Regions from separate parts of the Homo sapiens genome. Here region 2 is linked to region 1. Evidence: chromatin contacts called from ENCODE Hi-C or POLR2A ChIA-PET data. All regions are on one chromosome and are shown on one strand. The core of a region is the stretch at or near the end of the contact, and the rest is flanking DNA. Distances in the headings are between cores, read along the strand shown. Region 1 holds the start of NECTIN1-DT (NECTIN1 divergent transcript). Region 2 has its middle 77 kb from the start of NECTIN1-DT.

The links. Hi-C counts contacts between places; a loop is a spot of excess contacts on that map. ChIA-PET counts read pairs that join two places held with the same protein, here RNA polymerase II (POLR2A). Pooled maps may share reads with other maps.
Region 2: a loop to region 1 is called in a pooled map of heart left ventricle, with 3 times the contacts of the local background. The contact joins the enhancer-like site here to the promoter of NECTIN1-DT in region 1. A Hi-C loop is called at or near these places in 3 of 50 pooled maps. POLR2A ChIA-PET finds 5 or more read pairs at or near these places in 2 of 52 experiments (AG04449 and H1).

The regions. Positions count from the first base shown.
Region 1 is chr11:119,727,884-119,732,134 of GRCh38, forward strand. It overlaps NECTIN1-DT (NECTIN1 divergent transcript), which reads left to right and starts at 1,700. Exons shown (of 4, transcript NR_120587.1): 1 at 1,700-1,923. NECTIN1 (nectin cell adhesion molecule 1) reads right to left here and starts at 1,317. Exons shown (of 6, transcript NM_002855.5): 1 at 592-1,317. The coding sequence starts at 670. RefSeq lists enhancers at 641-1,502, 1,503-2,363 and silencers at 913-1,232, 1,293-1,702.
Region 2 is chr11:119,804,833-119,809,083 of GRCh38, forward strand. No RefSeq gene overlaps it. Among named protein-coding and RNA genes, the nearest start is that of NECTIN1-DT, 77 kb to the left of the region's middle. Within about 2 kb of position 1,876, at least 4 of the 41 ENCODE cell types and tissues checked have a DNase peak (open chromatin) inside an H3K27ac peak, as active enhancers do.

The sequences.
Region 1 (4,251 bases), core at 450-2,949:
CACCCTCCAGGAAAGGAACCGCAGGTGAGCGAGGAGCCGCCTCTGCCGCAGCAGCCGACTCTCCGCGCCCGCTGTGGGGCGGTGTGGGGCGGGAGGGGGCCCGAGCGTCCTGAGCCGTCTGGCAAAGGGGCCGCCGAAAGAGACGAAGCCCCCCCGCCATACTCCAAACCCGCAGCTCCGAGACTGACGCCCTCCCCCTGGGGCTGTTGTCTCCCACCCCAAGACGGTGATTACGGTGATTATTTTGCATTTATGTAACACGCAGTGTTTCCAAACTGCTTCCCGAGCAGAGAGCTGGTTATTAAATAAACAGAACGCTATTACATATTATTATTTTTTGTAAAGAACTGAGCGGAGAAAGTGCTTTCATGCTACATAGAGACGTGCATCTGACTGCTTCCCTGCAGGGCAGGCGGTTCGGCTTCTCAACCTCTTTCTCCGCCGTGCCACCTCCCACCCCCTTTACCCAAGCCGTGACCCAACTTTTCTGGCTCCTTTCACTCCCCACAATCCAGTCGTGCCCGCCATCCGGCTCCCAGCCCCGGGGAGGCATTGGATGGGGGTGGGGACAGCAGAGGTGAGCGCTCTTACCTGGGAGGAAGAATGCGGTCAAGCCGAGAGCGAGTCCCCACCAGCGTCCAGCGGCGCCCGCAAGCCCCATCCGAGCCATCGGGGGCCGGGGGTCCGGCGAGAGGGGCGGCGAGGGCAGCGCTCCTCGCGCAGCAGAAACCAGCCCGGAAGATGAGGGAAGATCGCTGGCGGTCGGCGGGCGCTCGAAGGATCCAGGTCAGCTGCAGCCGTCGGCCGGGGCGGGGTGGGCTGGGTGGGATCCGCGCGGCCGCAGTCCGGGCCCCGGGCCGCCGCCGGCTCAGAGGCTCGGCAGATGCCCGCCGCAAGTTGCACGAGTCATGCCCCTTCGCCTCCTCCGCTCTCCTCCCGGCGCCGGTCCCCGCCCTCTTCTTCCACGCAGAGCGGGGCTGGGGAGAGGGACCCACCCCCGGCGCGCCCGGCTGCCCGGTTGCGCGGCGCGGGCTCCTGGCCCCGGCCCGCTCACACCCTCCCGCTCGGCTCCAACTTGCAGGCGTCCATGGCCGGCCGTCCTCCGAGGGTGGCGGGACGCACCCGGGCGGCGCAGAAGGCTCGGGGCCCAGGCGGCGGGCGCGGGGCTCGGCGGTCGGCGGCCCGGGTGGCTCTGGCTGCGCGGCCGGGCGCGAGGAGAACGGGTCGGAGGCGCCGCGCGTCCCAGCCGCCGCCGCTCTGCCGGGTGCCGGCGATCCGCAACAATGTGGAGCCGCGCTCGCTGCTCTCGCTCTCTTTCTCTCACTCGCCGAGCTCCAGCCTCTCACCCGCTCGCCCGTGATGTCAGCCAGAGGGGAGGGGTTAGCGTTAACCCCCTCCTGGCCTCGATGCGCGCCCGCCGGGGCCCGGTCGGAGCCCGAGCGCACGCGCCTTCCCGACCGAAGCAGAGGCGGATCGCGAGCGCGGGCTGCGGGGTCCGGCTCAGGACCCTCGCTCGGGAGCTACCCCTCGGCCGCCTTCCAGCTGGGGAGCCGGCTGGAGCGCGGGCTGCCCTCCTCCTCCGCTGACAAAGGCAGGCAGTGACCCCTAGCGGCCGGCGGCGCCGAGGCGCGGCGGGTGGGGGTGGAGTTAGGACCGGGCCGGGGGCGGCGGTGGAGGAGAGGGCGGGATGGAGAATCCCGGCTAGCAGCGTGGGAGCTGGCAGGGCTTCTGCAAGCCCTCTGCTCCCACCCTGGCCCCATTTCACAGACGAGGAAACAAAGGCCCAAAGAAGAGTTCCGCCCGGGACGGAACGTGGCATAGCTCGCAACAGAACCCAGTCTCCGGAGATCCCTCTCCTCTGCACCACTTGGACGTTCCACGGAGAGGCAGCGGTGCGCGGGGCGACGGGGAGCTGCCAGAGAAGTCAGTGGTGGGCATGAGTGGGTGAGACGGGCCCACTGAGGTTTCTGGTAGAGTTTCTTTTCTAATCCCTGCTCCCTTCGGGGGTTCCTTTTCCAAAAATTGAAGCACCCCGCGCCCCGCCCTTGCCCAAACATAGCCTGAAAACGAGCTCTCCTCCAGTTTCCAGGACCTTAGTTTTGAGAGATTTGTGGGATTCCCGCGAAAGTGGATCGTCCAGTCAGTGTCCCTGGCAGGGCAGGGACTCTCCGCCCCATCCCGTTCACCACCCACTACATCCGGGTGTGGTAGGATTTCTGCCAAGGCGACTGCGCCCTCCGGGCCTTCCCTCTTCCCCTTACTCTGGTCCTCCTATCCCCATCCCCTCCCCCTGGGGGAGGAAGACAGACAGAGTTTCCCACTAAGGAGAGCCGAATTCTCCCCAGACCCTGGCCGGACACTGCTCCCTCTACCCTTTGCCCAGCCCTCTAGGCGGGCAGGAGCAGAGGGGAAGTGGCTGTTTCTGATAACACGTAAATTCTGGTTCCTCACTGGAGAAGGGGCAAAGACAGCGCCATATTCCCACTGTCTGGAATCCGGCCCTGGAGTGTCTCGGTTTCTCGCGGAAGTAGTCAGATCTGGCATTGTCATGAACACTCACCCACTCACTGTATGGTCTTTTACATTTAACAAATGTAACCTGGGCTTTCTTTGTGTCAAAACACAGTGCCTGGCTTGGGGATACAGAGACATCATCATTGTCCTGAAGGAACTCAATCTAGTTGAAGGGTGGGGGAAGACAGACATAGAAACGGATGTCGTAAACAAATATTTAATATGGGATTGTGTGGGTTTGGTGGGTCACAGAAAAAGTGCCCAGTTTAGCCCGGGGTGGGGTTGGTGTAAAGGCTTCAGGGAAGCGAACACAGGGTCTCGGTGAGTCATCTATCAGACCAAGGTAAGTGCTGGAGGGCAGAGACATAAAAGAGACTGGATTTAAGGTAGAGGGTCAGCACGAGCAAAGGAATGAAGGTAAGCAATAGTCAGGTGAGTAGGGGGCCCACAAAGGGTTGACTGGTTTAGCCTGAGCCTAAGACTTGAGGAAAGGAGAGGTCTGCAGATTCGTGAATCATGCCCGGTAGCTGCTAGGAGGGTTTTAAACTGGGGAACACGCTATCAGATTTAGTTTGTGGCAGCTGGGAATCTCCCATCTGGCTGCTGAGTGCTTTAAGGGCCAGGGTTGAATTGAATTCATTGTGATGGCCTTTAGCTCTGTGCCAGGCACACTGCAGGAGCTGAAGGCATGGTTTGAAGGGGCAATCCCAGATGTACCAATGTCTTCTTGTTCCCTGCTCTTACCCTCCCATCCTCTCCATCTTTATTTTATTTTATTTTATTTTATTTTATTTATTTTATTTTATTTTATTTTATTTTAATTTAATTTAATTTTATTTTATTTTATTTCATTGAGACAGAGTCTTGCTCTGTTGCCCAGGCTGGAGTGCAGTGGCGCCATCTCACCTCACTGCAACCTCTGTCTCCCAGGTTCAAGTGTTTCTCCTGTCTCAGCCTCCCGAGTAGCTGGAATTACAGGTGTGTGCCACCACGCCCGGCTAATTTTTGTATTTTTAGTAGAGACGGGGTTTCTCCATGTTGGCCAGGCTGGTCTGGAACTCCTGACCTCAGGTGACCTGCCCTCCTTGGTGTCCCAAAGTGCTGGGATTACAGGCATGAGCCACTGTACCCGGCTGCACTCTCTCCATCTTTAGGTCAGGCTTCTTTGATCCTCTGATCTTAAATGAGCTTCCAAAGAGGGTGCGGCCAGCAGGGAAGATGTGGCTGCCTGGGGATTGGTTGGGTGGAGAAGATGGAAGCAAGTAAGTGATATAGTATGGTTGTTCACTCATCATCTTTAAACAAGCAGGGAAGGTTGCTGGGGGAGGGGACATTTAACTGAGACCCTGAAGGACAGATCAGATTTGGACCAAAAGAGGCAGGAGAGAGACTCCTAAGTGGAAGGAACAGCTTGTACAAGAACATGGAGGTGCGTGGAGGTGGGAGAGGTGCCACCTGTGTTAGGACAGTAGGCATTCCAGTTTGTTTTGCGTTTTAGAGATGTATAAGAGAAAGGGACAGGTAGGCGCAAACAGAAGGCAAAAGGACCAGAAGGTTTCCTTTAGTGACAGGGAAGAAACACAGGATCAAGCAGCAGGAAAGCAGGCTTTGGTTCCTGCTCTTAAGCTGTGAGCCCAGGAGTCACTCTTGCTTCTTACCTCTTCCTGAACCACCATGTTCCAATTTTGTTGATTCTGCCCCTGAGATATATATATATATATATATCCTTTATATATA
Region 2 (4,251 bases), core at 626-3,125, 77 kb after region 1:
TGGTGCTGAGGTCAGGACTCAGGGGTAAGGGAAGTGTGGCCACAGAGCCAGGCTAGACAGGGAGGTGTGTCAGCGGCTCTCATGGGCTGCCCGGCTCAAAACAGCTCCTCACTCGGCAGTAAAGGCCACTCCTGGCCAACCTCCTTTACTTCTCTCCCCACTTACCTAGACTGTCATAGCCAGGAGAGGCCCCTTAGAGAACTTACAGGTAAGATTGCTTAAGCCCAGAGAGGGGAAGGGACCAGCTCAATGTCACACAGCAAGTGGATCCCAGGACCCTGACTCCAGGGCCATTACTCTTTATAGTAGACTTGTGGTTTGCAAACTGGGTTTCTGGGGGCCCCAAGGCTCTAGGGATGCCGTACGTGGGAGGGTAATCGGGGCTTGAGTGATTAGGGCTTTGTTCCCTCCACCGCATCTCCATCAGCCAGAGCTGCTCTCTCCTCTTCAATCAGTATTTCACTTCCAGGGAAAATGTAGGAAAAACAGAATTGTGTTGCAGAAAAACAGTGGGAAAATGGCTGTGTTGTACCCTACCACATCCCCCCGATTGACACCCAGTGCCGTCTCTGGAGCTCCCAACCTTACCTGACTCGGCCCTTCCCCCATCAACTGTCCCTGGCAGCCTGTCCTCCTCTGCTTTGAATGGTTCTGAGCTCTTCTTCCAGGCCACATTTCTGTCTATGCCTCTGTCTAAAATCAAAGTCAACCTTCTAACTAACCAACGCTAATGACTAATCTCTGCTGAAGAGCTCGCAGGCGAAGGCCTTCTTAGGTATCGATTGTCTTTTAACAGTGACCTTCTGGAGATAGTGCCTACATTTGTTTTAAAGGCCTGGGGGAAGCCAGCTGGGGAGATACTTCTGGACAAGAGGACTTTTGGGGTTTCTTCCCCCTACACTGTGAACCCCAATGCCTGCTGCCGTCACTGAGCCTCGGTGCCGTGAGGAGAGGGGTAGGGTGGTGGGTAGGATAGTGAGAGGGGCCCAGGCCTCGGGGCCCACTGCCTGGCTTCTCAGCCTGGCTCACTCTGATCTTCAGCAAGTGCTATGCCTTAATTCTCTACTTGGAAATGGGCCTGATTATAGCACCGCATCCACCTTCTAGGGTGGGCTTGAGGATCAATGATGTCATTCATGCGAAGTGCAGAGAACAACGCTCAGCAGATTTCGTGCCCAGCTGTGTTGGCTGTGATTGGTGGGGTGGGAGCAGAGGCAGGTGATTGACTCTCAGCATCCCCCCATTTCACAGATGGAGGAAAGGAGGCTCAGAGCAGGTCTGTAAACATTCCCTGGGGCCAACCCTCCAATCGCCACCGGGTCCCACCTCTCTGAGCCATCTCTAAAGGTGCCACAGGGCTGCCTGAGTCCAGCCTGTTCCAATGTCGGACTCACACCCAGGCTTCCCTGCAGAAAGCATCCGCTGTCTCCCCAGGTGTGCCCACTCTTCCTAGGCAGATGACACCCTCCCCAGTTCCCTCTCCTGTCTCTTCTCTAAGCCCTCTTCTTCTGGAACTTTGTTGCTGAGACGCTGCATCCCTCCATCTGTTCCGTTCCTCCTCATTTTGGCTAGAGGGCCTGACCTAGTTTAGGGGTGGCTGGTTAGGGAAGGCTGTGTGTGTGTGTGCACACTCATGCTTATGTGAAAGTGGCAGTGCACAGACAGGAGCAGGAGTGTGTGTAGATGTGTGTGTGTGTGTAAGTGTGTGTGCACATGGATGCCTTTCTGGGAGTGTGTATAACAGGGAACACATAGTGGGCTGTAAACAGTACCAGACCTGGAGGCAGAGCTGGGGCATCTTTGCCAGGCTCTGCTGATTACTAGCCATGTGCCTTTAAACTAGCACAGAATCTGGCAGGACTAGGCGCTCAGTGAGTGCCTCCTGCAGAGCCAAATGTGCTCCCAGTGTGGGCTCATGAGTGCAGTGTCCTGGGCAGGCCAGGGCGGGGCTCTTTTCTCCTCCCAGGGCAAAGTGTCCTTGTCAGCCTGGCTGTCTGCATGGGCTGCTCTCTGTGACAGTGGGAGTGGGCACCTGAAGCTTTCCTGACCAGTGCCCAGTGTGTGGACTTGTCCTGGACATGGAAGTGCCCTTCTGCCTGCCTCTGGTACCCTCTGTGGGAGCCACGGTGGAAATGGCTCAGGCCTCGGGCTCTTACGGGGCTGGAGACTTCCAAAGCCCCACACTGAGCAGCTGGGGGAGCCTGAAGTTGCCTAACTTCTCTGGGCCTTACCCTCCTCTCTAGCAAAAGGAGGCTCATGCTCTCTGTCATGATGGTCTCTTGAGGTTTTTAAGAGGATGCAATATAAAGAAAAAGGCCTTAATAAGTGGGGACTGTTCATTCATGTGATCTGTCATAGACCTGATGTGCTGCTTCCATGAGATGATGCATGTCAGCTCCTTGCACAGCGCATGACATGCAGCAGGAGCACCACAAAAGCAACAGCTTCTAGTAACTACATGGCCAGCTCTCCTCCTGGGGAGGGGGGCGCCACCCACCATGCGGCTGAACTTGGCTGACTGCTCTGTAGCCCATTAGCCATGCCCAGGAGCTATCTGGGGTGTTTTGTCTTCTAGGGTCCCTTCGTCCCAAGCAAATCGGACCCTGATTAACTTCCCATCAGGAGTGAGGTCAGCCTGTCTTTGGGACAAACTTGTCCCCAGTACTGTCTGGGGCATTGGTGGGGCTGGGCACCTGGGCTGGGGGAGGAACCATGTGGCATTTGGCTTTGGGGGATTAAAGTCAGCCTTTGGCCTTCACCTGCCACCTGGTGTGACAGAGGAAACTGGGTTTTGGAGGCCAAGGGGCTTGGTGGGAAGCACGTGCTGCTGTTGGCTCCTGGCTGGGGGTGCTGGTCTGGAAGGGAAGAGCAGCTTGGCCTCAGGAAGCCTTGTCTTTTTTCCATCCTAGAGTGGGGAGCTGGAGCCCGAGGTTGCGGGAGTCTGTGAGTCAGGAGACCTGAACTCCATCACTGACACACACCGGTGTCCACAGGCAAGGATGAGGTTAACTGGGCACCAGTTTCCCCACCTGTGGAAGGGGGTGAGCCCCAGCATTCTTGTTAGGCTCCTCAAGGGCTGAGAAGATATCAGGCACAGCAGACTCCTCTCCAAATGGCAGGTGCAACGGCCCTGGTCATCCTCTGGGCAGTGTTCCAGTCTCTTGCCTTGACATCCATATCCCCTGTGGTGCCTTCCACCCTCCTTCCCTTGTCCCATCCTGATGAGGGTCCTGGGCCACCAGCCTGTGGCAGGGAGTGGCAATAGGTGCAGACCCTCTCGGCACTCCCTGTGGCCACTGCCAGCCCTCCCCAGATAACCCATTTCTGCTCCATTAGGCCATCCTGTGACATGTGTGCGAGGGTTCCTGGTGGGAGCAGGAGCCCTTACCACAGAAAACATGCACAAAAGGAAACACTCAGTTTCCGCCTAGCCCAGGTAATGGCCGTTATGTTCTGTATTATCAGCCATCAGAGCACGGGGCTGGGATGGAGCAAGAGCCCGTTCCTCTCACGGCCTGTGGATAAACAACCCGGCTTGTGGCAAATAAAATGGGAAAGTTGAAATATTGAAATACAGTTGCCATTTCGTTCAAGTTGGATATTAATAGCTGCAGGGACAGGCTCATAAAGAAGGGGCGGGGGAGGAGAAGGAAGAAAGGGAACTGTGAACACTGTTAACATCCAATTTCCTCAGAGGATTGGAACCCTTTGAGGCTCTGGTCTCAGGAGCCGGCAGGCGGGGCGAGGCGTTGCTGTCAGAAGGTGCTGACATGGCAGCTTCCTTTTCCAGGAGGCAGCTCCTACTCATGGAGTGAGTGGAGTGAGGATGCTGCTGGGACAGGGAGGCCTGGGCATCATGGGGGCACCTAAACCCTCCCTGGCACCTCACAGTGCCTGGACATGTGTCCCTGGCACCAGCCACTGCTCCATGACATGCTGATGGCACATTGCTCCCTGACCATCCCACAGATACTCCTGGCCACAGGCATGACCACACTTGTGTAGAACGATGTCACCTGCCCATGTCCTCTTTAGCAGGCTGGTGTGCTCCTCCGCAGCTTCCCCTTGTGCAGAGACCTGTGCTAGCCTGGGAGGTTACCTCCAAACCCTCCTCACCGCAGCCATCACCCAACGACTGGCCAACTCGAGGCTACAAAGGGCTGAGCCCCTTGCTGGAGAGGGGATAACTTTCTCAGCTGATTAATGCCCCAGAGTGACACAGGCATCAGGCTAAGGGCTGACTGCCCTGAG